3 separate regions of the Homo sapiens genome follow, and regions 1 and 3 are each linked to region 2. The links are chromatin contacts, found by Hi-C or POLR2A ChIA-PET in ENCODE. All regions are on one chromosome and are shown on one strand. The core of a region is the stretch at or near the end of the contact, and the rest is flanking DNA. Distances in the headings are between cores, read along the strand shown. Region 1 overlaps RGS3 (regulator of G protein signaling 3). Region 2 overlaps RGS3 (regulator of G protein signaling 3). Region 3 overlaps LOC105376222 (a long non-coding RNA gene).

What was found. Hi-C counts contacts between places; a loop is a spot of excess contacts on that map. ChIA-PET counts read pairs that join two places held with the same protein, here RNA polymerase II (POLR2A). Pooled maps may share reads with other maps.
Region 1: a loop to region 2 is called in a map of endothelial cell of umbilical vein, with 3 times the contacts of the local background. The contact joins two enhancer-like sites. A Hi-C loop is called at or near these places in 17 of 168 maps with a recorded cell type or tissue (CD8-positive, alpha-beta T cell, PC-9, aorta and 9 more), 4 of 37 single-sample maps with no recorded cell type and 19 of 50 pooled maps. POLR2A ChIA-PET finds 5 or more read pairs at or near these places in 13 of 52 experiments (CD4-positive, alpha-beta T cell, CD8-positive, alpha-beta T cell, MCF 10A and 9 more).
Region 3: a map of DLD1 shows a loop between it and region 2 (4-fold over the local background). The contact joins two enhancer-like sites. A Hi-C loop is called at or near these places in 20 of 168 maps with a recorded cell type or tissue (B cell, DLD1, IMR-90 and 11 more), 13 of 37 single-sample maps with no recorded cell type and 32 of 50 pooled maps. POLR2A ChIA-PET finds 5 or more read pairs at or near these places in 20 of 52 experiments (A549, AG04449, AG04450 and 15 more).

The regions. Positions count from the first base shown.
Region 1 is chr9:113,546,971-113,551,259 of GRCh38, forward strand. The region is part of intron 17 of RGS3 (regulator of G protein signaling 3); the gene reads left to right. Among named protein-coding and RNA genes, the nearest start is that of RGS3, 85 kb to the left of the region's middle. Within about 2 kb of position 1,886, at least 29 of the 41 ENCODE cell types and tissues checked have a DNase peak (open chromatin) inside an H3K27ac peak, as active enhancers do; they include endothelial cell of umbilical vein, heart left ventricle and heart right ventricle, where a contact is called at or near this core.
Region 2 is chr9:113,586,478-113,590,682 of GRCh38, forward strand. The region is part of intron 18 of RGS3 (regulator of G protein signaling 3); the gene reads left to right. Among named protein-coding and RNA genes, the nearest start is that of RGS3, 120 kb to the left of the region's middle. RefSeq lists enhancers at 316-1,093, 2,490-2,991, 2,992-3,491. Within about 2 kb of position 1,399, at least 14 of the 41 ENCODE cell types and tissues checked have a DNase peak (open chromatin) inside an H3K27ac peak, as active enhancers do; they include ascending aorta, endothelial cell of umbilical vein, heart left ventricle and 1 more, where a contact is called at or near this core.
Region 3 is chr9:113,624,172-113,628,409 of GRCh38, forward strand. It overlaps LOC105376222 (a long non-coding RNA gene), which reads left to right. Exons shown (of 4, transcript XR_007061739.1): 2 at 1-187; 3 at 1,274-1,568; 4 at 2,464-4,238. Among named protein-coding and RNA genes, the nearest start is that of RGS3, 160 kb to the left of the region's middle. Within about 2 kb of position 2,725, at least 8 of the 41 ENCODE cell types and tissues checked have a DNase peak (open chromatin) inside an H3K27ac peak, as active enhancers do; they include ascending aorta, heart left ventricle and heart right ventricle, where a contact is called at or near this core.

The DNA of each region.
Region 1 (4,289 bases), core at 636-3,135, 39 kb before region 2:
GTTGAATTCAGATGGTCTCCAGGAGTCATCTGATTCCAGAATATCAGGATATAACAATAAAGATGAGGATAAAGTAGCTACTCCCCTCAGAAAAGGTGGAGATCCAGATCTAGGGGGAGAATTGGCTAGGTTCTTCATCACAGTCACTGTCTTGAGACACATAGGTGGTCCATGGAAACATTTCCATGAGGGATTTCAGAGGGGAGAATGGGCAGACTGCAAAGCCTCGGTACTCTAATACCAGGCAAAAAGAAGAAAGGGAACAGGCATTTTAGTTTTCACATTGAAACAGAGTGTATGTGTATGGCCCTATGCAAATGTTGTTCCTGGTGAATATTCATCAATGTACTCATCACACATAGGTATATTTAGACAGAAAGGGGTCCTCATCACAGACACCCAAATTATGAGCACATTACTGCCTCCTCTCCCCTAGAGGTGCTTCTTCCAGCCTCCCCCATTGGAGGCCAGCACAAGACGGGCTCTCCAACCCAATATCTTCCCCTTCCCTCCTTCCTTTCTGCTCAGGTGGCTGAGTATACACATTGAACTCTTTTGTTTCAACTTCACGTGTATATAGGTTGGTGCAAAAGTAACTGTGGTGTTTTCCATTAAAAGCAATGTCAAGAACCGCAATTACTTTGGCACCAACCTAATATGTATGCAAGTACATTCTTTAACCTTTCCAACTCCCAGTCCAAGCCATCAGGCTAATTTCCGCGTGGAATTTGTGGTCACTGGTTTGCAGTCCTTTCATTTCTGGTGTGGTCAGAAGTCTCCTTCAGACTCTTCCCGATAAGTTGCCATTGGCTTTTTCATCACCTTTAGTACCTACCCACTTTTGCTGGGATAACACTACCCAAGATAAATTCAAAAAAATTGTCCTAAGTGTTAGTGTGTTTCTGTTTTGGTTGAAGTCTATTATTGCTATATGGTTTTCTACTGTTTCTACTTGATGGAAGACTATTAAGGGTTAAGTAGGCTGGCCTAGGAAGCTGACCACCATTTATAACATACTTTTGAGTGGGAAAATGCATTCAGAGGCCTGTAATCAATACTTAGGTGGACTTTGGGAATATAGTATTTATTTTATGAGTGACTAGAATATTGGTAGAACCATAGAAACTTTGAATGTGGAGCTGGAAAGCCTCCTCCTTCCCCCACTGAGATCAATTGATTAACAAGCTAGGTTGTAGAAACCAAGTGAAAGAGGCAAAAACTTGGCCAAGGGCATGTAGTCGGGGACTTCTGAAGATTCTGCTGGGCTGGGGGCAGGAAAGGGGTCACAGACGGTCTTAGGGTTGTCTCACTCAGCAACTCACTGTGTTGGCCTTGGGAAATGTAAGTCACTGTGTTGGGCTGTAATGGAAATATTGAGAAAGCAGCTCAGCTAGTGGCGTGGGGAGAGGTTGTCTAGTCCTCTGGCTTATCTGTAAATTCCTGGCATGTGCTTGTTGGAGCAGAATGAATGGGGCTGCTGTGTTTTACCTGCAGCTAGGAGCATGGCTGGAGTGGTGGAGACACTCCCTGTGGTCTGTTCTAAAAATAGCAGTGGGAACAGAGCTGAGGGGAAGAGGAGGGGGCTCCTTCGGGAGCTGGGTGGGGAGGCCTCACCCCCTTCCTCTTCCTGCCAGGCCCGATGTGAGGAAGTCCCATGGAGTCACATAATTCCATCTGGGAGAGTCCTGGAGCCATCAGCCCTCACACCCCCTCCTCATACAGGCGAGGAGGCCCTGGAGGCCCGGAGAGCAGAAAGCACTGGCTGGTGTCAAGCAAGCCCAGAGAGAAGGGCCCAGTTGGCAGGCTGTTTTTCCCTGGCTGTTTCAGCACAGTGGCTGCAGGCCTTGTGCTGAGGTTTGCTGTCACTGCCTTTGGGCGCACAGAGACTGGGAACTCCTGGGACCGGATGTGGTCAGGCTTCCTGAGAGTCGCCTGGCAGGCGAGGAGTCCCCAGCTGGCCCACCCTGAGCCCTGACCTCAGCCAGCCGGCTGTCCAGTGCCACACCTCCTCTTGCTGGTGTCCCCTCCCTTGCTGACTTGTCCTCCTTTCTTTGGACTGTCTGCAGGGAGGGAGGACAAGGGCCAGCCTAGATCTGGCCTGCAGGACAGAGGCCTCAGTGGCTCAGGACCTTTCCCTGCCCCTCCCCAGGAACAAGCAGAGGCAGCTGAGGTAGTAGCAGCCTCCTGCAGGTTTAGAGACAGACAGGCCAGGGTTCAAATCCTAGCTCTTCCTCTCACTAGCCATGGGATTACTGATGGGTCACAGAGCATCTGTAAAATGAGACAAGAACGCTGATTTCACTGGGGTCTTGTGAAGATCAAAGGGGATCTGTTGTAATGCCTGGCATGCAGTAGGTACTTAATAGTAGCTCTTGTTGCAAAACCAAGCAGTGAACATGTATCTGACTTTCTATAACCCCCTTCCTTGGGGCCTCCACTCATGAGGCATGGGAAGGTGTTTTTTTTCTTTGTTTGTTTGTTTGTTTGAATGCAGTTGACTTTTTTTTTGTTGTATTGTTGCAAAAGTAATCCATGTGATTGATGTTTATTATGAAGAAAACATTTAATACAGATGAACCAGGAGAAGAAAATGAAGTTCATCCTTAATCCCAGCACCCAGAGATAAACCACTGTTAACATTTTGGAATGTGTCCTGTCAGGCATTCGTTTATACACACATATATCTTATTTGCAAATTGGGGTTACTGGTGCAATTTTTCTAACCTGCTTTTTCTCCCCCATTTAACAGCGTAGTGTATCCATGTTTCCATTTCAATAAATATTCTTCTACAACATCATTTTCAGTGCCTGTGGAGTATTTCATTGTGTAGATGAAACGTGCTTTATTTAAGTAATCTTCAGTTGTTTATCATTCAGGTTGCTTGCAATTTTTCTTTGTTACAAAAATTTCAGATAAAAATCCTTGTACAGGAGGCTGAGATGGGAGATGGCTTGAGCCTGAGTTTGAGGTTACAGTGAGCTATGATTGCACCACTGCACTCCAGCAGTGAGACCCTGTCTCTGAATGAAAAAAAAATCCTCTTAGGTGTATCTTGGCATGCCCAGCATCCAGTTCAACACCTAGTACGCATTCGACTCTAAATAAATATTTGTTGGGCGCGGTGGCTCATGCCTGTAATCCCACCACTTTGGGAGGCCAAGGTGGGTGGATCGCTGAGGTCAGGAGTTCGAGACCAGTCTAGCCAACATGGTGAAACCCTGTCTCTACCAAAAAATACAAAATTAGCCAGGCATGGTGGCGCATGCCTGTAGTCCCAGCTACTGGGGAGGCTGAGGTGGGAGAATCGCTTGAACTTGGGACGTGGAGGTTGCAGTGAGCTGAGATTGTGTCAACTGCATTCCAGCCTGGGCAACAGAGTGAAACTTCATCTCAAAAAGGAACTAAATAAACAAATATTTGTTGAATGAATGAATGTTTTGTTAGAATAAATGCCTGTTAGTAGAGTTTCTGGGTCAAAGGTTATATATTTATAAAATGGATTATTGATCCTATTGCCAAATTACCCTGCAGAATGGTTGTACTGATTTCTAATCTCATCTGAATTGACTAGCTCATCCTACTTTGCCTGGGACTTTTCCCTTTTTAGCATTGAAAATCTTGCTTGCCAGGAAACTCCTCAATCAAATCAAGTAAACCGAGATAGTCTGGATAAGAAAATGTTTATTCCTCCTCATCATTACCAACATGGTATATTGTTACATTTTTAAATAGGTTCTTTTTTTCGTTATTAGAGATGTTGAATATTTATTTATATGCCTTCTGGTCACTTGTGTTGCCTCTTTTGGGAATAGCCTGTTCAAGTCTTTTGCTCATTTTTCTATTGGGATTTTTATAGTTTAATTATTAATTCACAAAGAGCTCTTTATATAATAAGGATATTTGTGTGTTAGCCTTTTATTTTTATTATTTCTTTAAACTACAGATGTTTCTGACTTATTAGTCATATCTATCATTTGTTTTAGAGTAGTTTTATTGAGATTTAATTCAAATATCATACAATTCACCCATTTAAAGTACACAATTCAGTAATTTTTAGTGTATTCACACACTTGTGTAACCATCACCACAATCAATTTTAGAATATTTTCATTATCTCAAAAAGAAATCATACTACTTAGCTATCATCCATTATTTCCCCCATCTCCTCCAACCCTAAGCGACCACTAGTTCATACTTTTCATCTCTGTAGATTTGCCTATATTGGACATTTCATATAAAGGGAATTATATAATATTTGGACTTTTGTGACTGGCTTCTTTCATTTAGT
Region 2 (4,205 bases), core at 149-2,648:
CAGCTTCCTCCTTTGGGTGCCCAAGGTTCCCACTGGCACCCTCCCCTGTCCCACCAACTTTTAGCCGGTCACTTCCTTTCTTGGGTTTGAGTGGCTGAGCTGGCAGAGACATCAGAGGCTGCCCCCAGCCTGGTGGTGGCCACCCTTCCATGTGGCTTCCACACACCAGTTCCTGAGCCCTTTGCCATTCACATCCTGCCCTCTTCCACCAGTAGCTTCAGTAGGAAACTTGTCAAGAGGAGATGAAGCCCCGGATGGGACAAACACCGTGGTCTAGCTCCATCTCTTACTGGTACTGGGCCTTGGGCAAGTCCCTGCCCCTCTGTGAGCCACAGTTTCCTCCTTGGTGAAATGGGTATGGTAATAATGCCTCCTTCCTAGGGTTGCTGGGAAAATTAAATAGCTTAACACAGGTAAAACATTTAGGGCAGTACCTGGCGCTCAGCACCTGGTGGGTGCTGCATAAATGGTAATCATGTTATGTGGAGGGGGAGGGGGAGAAGAGCAGTAACCAGGGTAGTACTGGCTGTGCCGCCATTCGAAGTACCACCAGACCCCATTTCTCACCTTCCTGACACTGCTGCAAAGTGGACAGGCACTTGGCTTACAGTGGGAGGCTGAGGCTAGTGAGAGATATTTTGTCCCCAGCCACACAGCAGCAAGTGATGATGGCACTGGACAAGGCCTCACCATTGTCTAGTCAGTCCTCTGTGGCTCTGCCCTAGACTCTGAGACCTCATGCTGATGAGGGGCCGGGGGTGGGGGACTGGCAGAGGGACAGTGGCAGGTTCCCCCATGACTTCTATCTTCCTGGCTTTGGCCTGGCTCTTCTGGGAGGGTCCCCTGATGCTGATGGGCCACTATTCCTAGGCAATGCCAGGCAAGAGGTGAAGAGGGGAGGGGTGAAGTGTTCAGGCTGTGGAGTCAGACAGACCCAGGTTCAAGTCTCAGCTCTGCCTCCTCCTCCCTGGCTCTGAGACCTTGGCCAAGTTGCTTCTTTCTCTGAGCTTCGGTTTTCTCTTATTAATGGAACACGGAGTCCCCCGGGAGTTGTCCCAAGGGTTCCAGGGCGCAGTACGTAGAAAGCTTGGGCTGGTCATTTGTGCTGCTGTGCGGATAAGCTGAGGCTGCCCAGAGTACATGCTGCCTGCCACAGGGTGACATTCAGTCTCGACGTTGTCTCCGGTCCACACCCCTGTTATCCTGCCCTCTTATGTGCTGAGCAATTTCTACTGTGAGTAGGAATGTCAGAACAGGCAGACCTCAGAGATAGTCTGCTCGACCATGGTGATCTCACAGATGGGCTGACTGAGTCCAGAGAGGGAGAGCCCCCTGCCCCCACTCCCCGCCATGGTTCTCCAGCTGGCCATCCCCTGGGTGTGGCGCCCTGTGCTGAGTTGAGTGGTCTCATGGTGCCCCCTGCCGCCAGACCCCTGCCTTCCTGGCTGCTCCCTGGAGGCCCTGCAGAGCAGATCACAGGCCTTCTTCCTGGGGAGTCAAGGAAGCCCCGGAGAATAATTGTGTTTGGGTCCAGGATGCTGCCATTGAATTCTAGTCCAGCCTATCTGGCTCAGCACAGAGGGTCATGGGCTATTCTTTGACAGTGAGGAGACCACAGGCTGCAGCCCTTCCCTGGCCCTGCTTCCTTCCTCCCCTGCAGGGGACTGGCCTGGGCAGAGGTGGTCCACAGAGGGTGCCAGCCCTGTTTCACTAAGCTCCCACGTAGGTCAGAGATCAGACGAGAGGACCCCAAAAATGCCTTCCAGCTCCAAGACGATAATACCTTCAAGCCTCCTATTTTTAAAAAGCCTAAAGAATTATTTCGGATGTGTAAACAAGTAAGTATAGAGTTTAAATCCACTGTTTCCACGTGGTTCCATGGGGCCTGCCAGCCTGGGCTGGATCGGAGAGGGCAGCCATGGATGGCCAGGGAGCCCCAGAAGTCCGACCAGGACCAATAGGGAAACCAGCTGAGCCCTGCTCACAGACGAGCGCTCAGTCACTAGTGGGCTCTGGACCCAGACCACAGTTCTCTGCTACTTGTTAGTTCAGAGAGCCCAGGCCAGTTATCAAACTGCCCTGGGCATCTGTTTCCTCAGCTGCACACTGAGGGGAAATATCAGTAACTAGCTCTTAGAATCGTTGCCAAGATTAAATGAGATAAAGTATGTTAAAACACTTTGGCCCGGCACCTGACATGTAGTGAACGCTCAATAAATAATGGCAAAACCCATGCTAGCTGAGAGTACTTGCTCACTGCTGTGTGTTGGGCGCTGTGCTGAGCACGTCCCCGTGTTAACTTACATAATCCTCACCACAGCCCTTTGAGGGAAGTCCGGTTATTACCCGCATTTTACAAATAAGGAAACTGAGGCACAGAGAGGGATGTAACTGAGCTAAGGTCAATGAGCTAATAAATGATTGAGCTAAGCTTCAAATCCAGGCAATTAAAAATCTACACTCTTAATCATTACTATAATTACAGTTATAATTACAGTAAGAATTATAATTATTGTTCCAAGAGGTGGTGAGCTCCTAGTCCCTGGAGGTGGCTGGATGAGGCTGGGCAGGGCCCAGGGATTCTGCCTGGAGTGAAGGAAGGGCTGTATGGTCCTGGACTCACCTCCATCTGCTTTTCAGCTGGACAAGGTCACATAGTGAGACAGTGGGGAGAAGATGGAAAGGAGAATCCCTTTGGAGGGCCTTTGCAGACTAGGCCCTGGGCAGGCATTGATGCAGCTGTGGGAGGGGAGGGAAGAGTCTGAGGAGCCACTCTGGCCCCCTCCAAGGTCAGAGGCCAAAGCCTCCCTGCAGCTATGGTGAGTCCCTAGGGCTGGGAATCAGAACCCGATTTTTTCACCTCAATTTCTCCTTGGCTCACAGGCTCTTTTTGGTGCTGGGGTTTCCCCAGCAGCCCAGGGGGCTGACTCCTAGGGCCAGAGCTGCCCAGCCCCTCTGTCAGGCTGCTAGGCTTGGGTCAGTCCCTGCTGAAGACACTCTCCTCCCCACAGTGGAAGGAAGAGCCCATTTCCCAGCAGCGCAGAGGCTGAGGATGGCGGCTGGGTGGGAGTGGTCCCCAGGCCCATTGTGTGGAGCCGATAAAGTACGGAAGCTGAGGTTAGAATGGGAGGAAGCCCAGGGCCCGAGGGCTCTTTCCCACGGGTGGGGGCCTTGGGCATGGCCTTGCCAGGCCAGCATGAGTGCAGCCTGTATGTGCACTGAAGGGTGCCCTGAATGGTGACAGTGGTAACACTCACTGGGCAATGACCACTGGTTACTGAGGTTAGCGTGGGTGCCAGGACTGGGCCTTGGGGTCCAGAGTTTATCCTGGTGAACCTTCCATCAGCCCTGTGAAGTGGCTGTCACTATGCCTAAGCCATAGCTAAAAAAATGGAAGCCGAGAGGCTAGGAAACTTACCCAAAGTTGGTGAAAGCAGGATTTATATCCAGGTCTGGTTCCAAACACTTGCTCTGAAATCACACACCATACGGTGTGTGCCTCTGTGTGCACGTACACACATGTATGTTTACAACTCTGGTGGGGCAGCATTCTCAGGAAGGAGGCAGCACTTCCCGAGTCTTTCACAGGAAACATTAAAATGTGTTCTGACCTTGCATTTTTGAGTAGCAGCATCCTCTGGTGGAGAAACACAGGCCTTGAATTGAGGCAGATTCCAGCTCTGTCACTTACATGCTGGGTCTCCTTGGGGAAGTGACTTAAATTCTCTGAGCCTCTATTTACTTTATAGGTTTATTGTGAGGTTTAATGAGATAGTATCTGAATTATGCCCCATCCAGGGTCTGGCCTATAGTATGAGCTAAATGAAGGTGTAATTCATCCATCCATCCACTCATCCACTCCTTCATCCATCCACCCACCCACCCACCCATCCATCTATTCACCCATGCATTCATCTACCATCCACCCACCCACCCACCCATCCATCTATTCACCCATGCATTCATATATCCATCCACTCATCCATCCATCCACCCATCCATCCATCTATCCACCCACCCACCCATATATTCATCCATCCATCCATCCATCCACTCATCTATCCATCCACCTATCCACATATCCATCCATCCATCCATCCATCCATCCATCCATCCATCCATCCATGCAGGTGGGAGACTCACAAAAGCATCCCCCGAGGAAGGAATTGCACATGGAGATGAAGACCTTCTGTTGGTTGGAAGGC
Region 3 (4,238 bases), core at 1,475-3,974, 39 kb after region 2:
AGGACCGGATGTACTCTGCAATCCCAGAAAACTCAATGGGCTGAGGCAGGAGGACCTACTGGCCATTGAAGACTGTCCACTCCTGGTCCAGATTCCAAGTGACCAGGCAGAAAGAGCATGGACTTTGGAGTTTGATTGCCTGGCTTTAAATCCCCCTGCTCCACTCGCTACTGTGGTGTGGACTCAAGTAGGTTAATTAACTGCTCCAGCTGCAGTTTTCTCATCTATAAAATGGGGATAATAATAGTATCTACCTCATAGTAATGATTAAATAAGTTAATGCCTGTAAAGCCGCGACAGTGCTGGATACCTAGGAAATGCTTAATGCATTTTTTTTTTTCTGAGATGGAGTCTTGCTCTGTCACCCAGGCTGGAGTGCAGTGGCGTGATCTCGGCTCACTGCAAGGTCCGCCTGCCAGGTTCACGCCATTCTCCTGCCTCAGCCTCCCAAGTAGCTGGGACTACAGGCGCCCGCCACCACGCCCGGCTAATTTTTTTGTATTTTTATTAGAGATGGGGTTTCACCGTGTTAGCCAGGATGGTCTCGATCTCCTGACCTTGTGATCCGCCCGCCTCGGCCTCCCACTTAATGCATATTAATTATTGCTATCATTCCTGACACCCTGTAGTGTGCCCCTCGGGGATGAGAGGGTTTAACTGAACATCTGTCTCCTCCCGGATGCGGTGGCAACCCTGGGATCTGGCAGCAGTCCCCTGTGGGCTTTTTTCCTGGGCAAAGTGAGTCCATCATCACTCAGACATGACACACGGCCTGGCCACCCCCTCTGGGGCCACAGGCAGCCGATCCTGGGCTAAAAATACCAGTCTCATGAATGGAGCCAGGGAGGCCATTCTGGGATCCACAATTAGTGTTTGTGTTAAAACCCATTCTCTGACTCTCCACCCCTTATGTGCTGCTGATTCCGGGGAGACTGACATTTTCAGCTCCCAACACTCACTCAGGGTTTGGGGGTTTGGGAACGGAAAGGAAGGGGAGTACATCTGAAGGGTCCTTTAACAAGTAGGGAGGCAGCCGGTCACCCAATTCCCCTACTACCGAGTCGGGTAGGAATTAAAATTCCCCTTTATAGTGGAGGAAATGGATGTTTCCAGAGATTGCAGCCTGGGGATATATAGTTAAGTCTGAGTTCTGGGCCAGTGCTCCCTCCAAAGTCTCTTCTCCCTCCACCTGGTGCCACCCAACAGCCCTTTGGGGAGGGGTCCTGACTTCGGGGGTGGGAGCTGACCTCGGGCATCTTCCATCTCTCCTGAGACTTGAGGTACAGTCATCCTATGAAGGATCAGAGCTGGAAAGTGGGGGCCTGGCTCAGGGAGCAGCAGAACCAGAGCAGAAGCTGAGCTGGAGATGCCCTGATGGGGCCGAGGTGGAGGCTCAGGCCTGGGATGGGCAGTTGGACCAGCAGGTCCAAAACAGCAGAAGCCAAGGCAGGCAGCGGTCTTGGAGATGCCCTCTGACCTGCCGTGGACTGGAGCCTCTAAGATGCTTCCTCCTGAGGCTGGAGCTGATGACTGGCATCCTTGGGATGTAACCTGCGTGCAGCCGGCAGGTGAGGACGTCATGCAGGGCAGGAGCTCAGGCCCCCCAGAGGGGGTCACACCTGGCCGGGCCACTGCCCTGTGAACATCCTTTCAAGGGACCCTTTCTCTTGCTTGTTTGTGGCCCCGCTAGACTGTAAGCTCTTGAGGACAGAGCCATTGGGAATGAATGACAAGGTGAGTCTGGGGGCCCAGGACCCCAGACAGTAGCTGTCCTTACTGAGAGAAGGGTTAGGGCTCCCGGAGGCATGGAGAAGGATGAAGGCCCAACTTACTCCACTTGGGGACCACCCTGATCACAGAAAACACTGCCTGCTTCCCTCACCCTCAGGGACAGCTATGCCCAAAGGGAGGGCCTCAGCCTCTGGCTGGAGAAAAAGCAGATAGTAAAGATGGTGGCCCCTGTGCTTTCAAGTTTCTCAAGCCAGATCCCGACTAGGCTCACAGTGTGTATTTGGGACTTTTAGAATTTGGGAAGTTGAGACCTATGAAAGTTTGAGAACCTGGGAAACTTCAGAGCTTTCAGGATCTTTTGAAATCTTGGACATTTTAGAATCTGGAGCATCTTTAAACCTGGGGAACTTTAAGAAGCTTGAACTCTTCTGACGTTGTGGAATTTGAGGGATTTCATTTTGGGGCTCTGTTGGCCTTGGAGTGGATGCTGTCCTCTTGGTGTAGAGGAGGACATTCGTCAGCAGACCTGAGCCCTCTCCTCCCACCGGCCCTCAGAGCCCAGTATTTCAAATATCTCGACGTTATGCAGTTTTAAACTTCAGATTTTTGAAATGAAATTGTATTAGTTATCTTGAATGTTCGATGTTGTGTTTCTCAAACATGTGTTGGCCTACTGGATTTCTAAGTTTCTGGCTCTTTCTTTTGCAAATGATTTTTCCTCTCATGTCACAGATTCAACAAATATTCATGCTGGAATGGGATGCAGAAGTCACCTACTTTCAGAGATGGGGAAACTGAGACCCAGAGAGGGCACAGCCTTTTCTCGGGGGCCTCCAGTGACTCAGAGTCAAATCTGTGCTTCTTGGCTCCTGGATCTCTGAGCTGCACCCACTGGACCCCTATGCCAACCCCAGCACCCCTGTTCTCCATGGCGGCCCCGCCCTGAGGATTTCCTATGCCTTTCTACAGAGCTTTCTCCTTCTCCTAGATCCCTTTTCTGCAAAACGAGGCTGGGGAGTTCTGAGCCAAGCCCAGGCCCACGTGCCTGGAACCAGAGACAGCGTAAGGAGCAGACACTGCCAGGTCACTTGCAGCAGACTCCAGGAGGAAATGAGGGAAACAGAACCTCAGCCGTAGCCTAGCCAGGGCTCTCAGAGCCTAGAAAGCTCTTAGGAGAAGTGGAGAGTTGTTCAGATCCAGGCTAATTTGTCATCTCCAGCCCTTCTCTGGTGATCAGCTTGCCTCTTCCTCTACCTGCCCCTATAGGTAGAGGAAGCTTGCCCTTCCTCTCCTGCATCTTCTCCTCCCCTTTCTGTCACATGCCTTCTGCTTCTTGAGGCCTCTGCCTCATTGTAGTTTCTCTTGCTGTCCAGTTCCGGTGAGCTCATGGCTTCTGTAGCCCAGTTTCTCTTTGCTTCCCTTTGTGAATCTTTCCTGCTTCGACTCTCACTCCCAACTTCTTAACTTACACTCAATGCTCCCAGAGGGAGGACTTGATTGGTTTGGAAGTCCCCCACCAGGACAGGCCAAGGATTAAGTGAGTTCTTATATGAGGTCTCTGATTCCCTAACTCCAGCTAGGTGTTCAATTATTCAGTTCAATTCTGACACCAACTCCAGGAGTTAGTGCAGACCCCAAGGTTTAGGGCTCAGCCCCACAGGGCTGTCCCCCTTTAGCCACCAGTCACACACAAGTCCAGGGACCATCTGTACATCTGACTGCCTGGCTCTGAATTTCAGGGTTCCCATAACCTCCCCTTCTAGTTAGATCATTCACTAGAACAATTCACAAAACTCAGCAAGTGCTTTACTTACTATTACCAGTGGATTATAAAGGATACTACTCAAGAACAGACTCATGGAAGAGATGCAGGGAACAAAACATGGGGGATTTGCACAAAGCTTCCACGCCCTCCCAGCGAGTCCCTGTGTTCACCAGCCCTGAAGCTCCCAAACCCTGTTGTTTAGGGGTTTTTCTTGCAGTTTCATTATGATGGATTAAATCATTGGCCATTGGCGATTGAATTCAATCTCCAGCCCATCTTACCCCCATGGAGGCTGTAGGGGGTGTGGGGGTAACCAGCCCTCATCATGAAGCTCTCTAGGGCTCCTCCATAAGTCATCTCATTAGCATATGAAAGGCAATACGTTCAGGGGTTTTAGGAGCTCTGTGCCAGGAATTAGAGACCAAGACCAAATATTTATATTTTATACCACACCAGGCCACTTCTCAGCCCACTGGCCAACTTCAAGATTGACTGCTGTTAGGTCACAATACCCACTTGGCCAGGGGTAGAGATCACTCAGTATCATGTGTGGTGTAAGCTGTTGAGATTAGGCATAGACAGTGGCAGGTGACTGACGGGCTGGACAACTGACAGATGCTCACCTTGGCCAGTGTAGGCACAGATAGGGCAGGACCCCATTTGTTTAAGTGTTCCATCCTCAGAAATCCCCTCTCCCCCACTTCTTCCTTCTCTTCATTCCTTCTTTGCTATTTTTAAATGG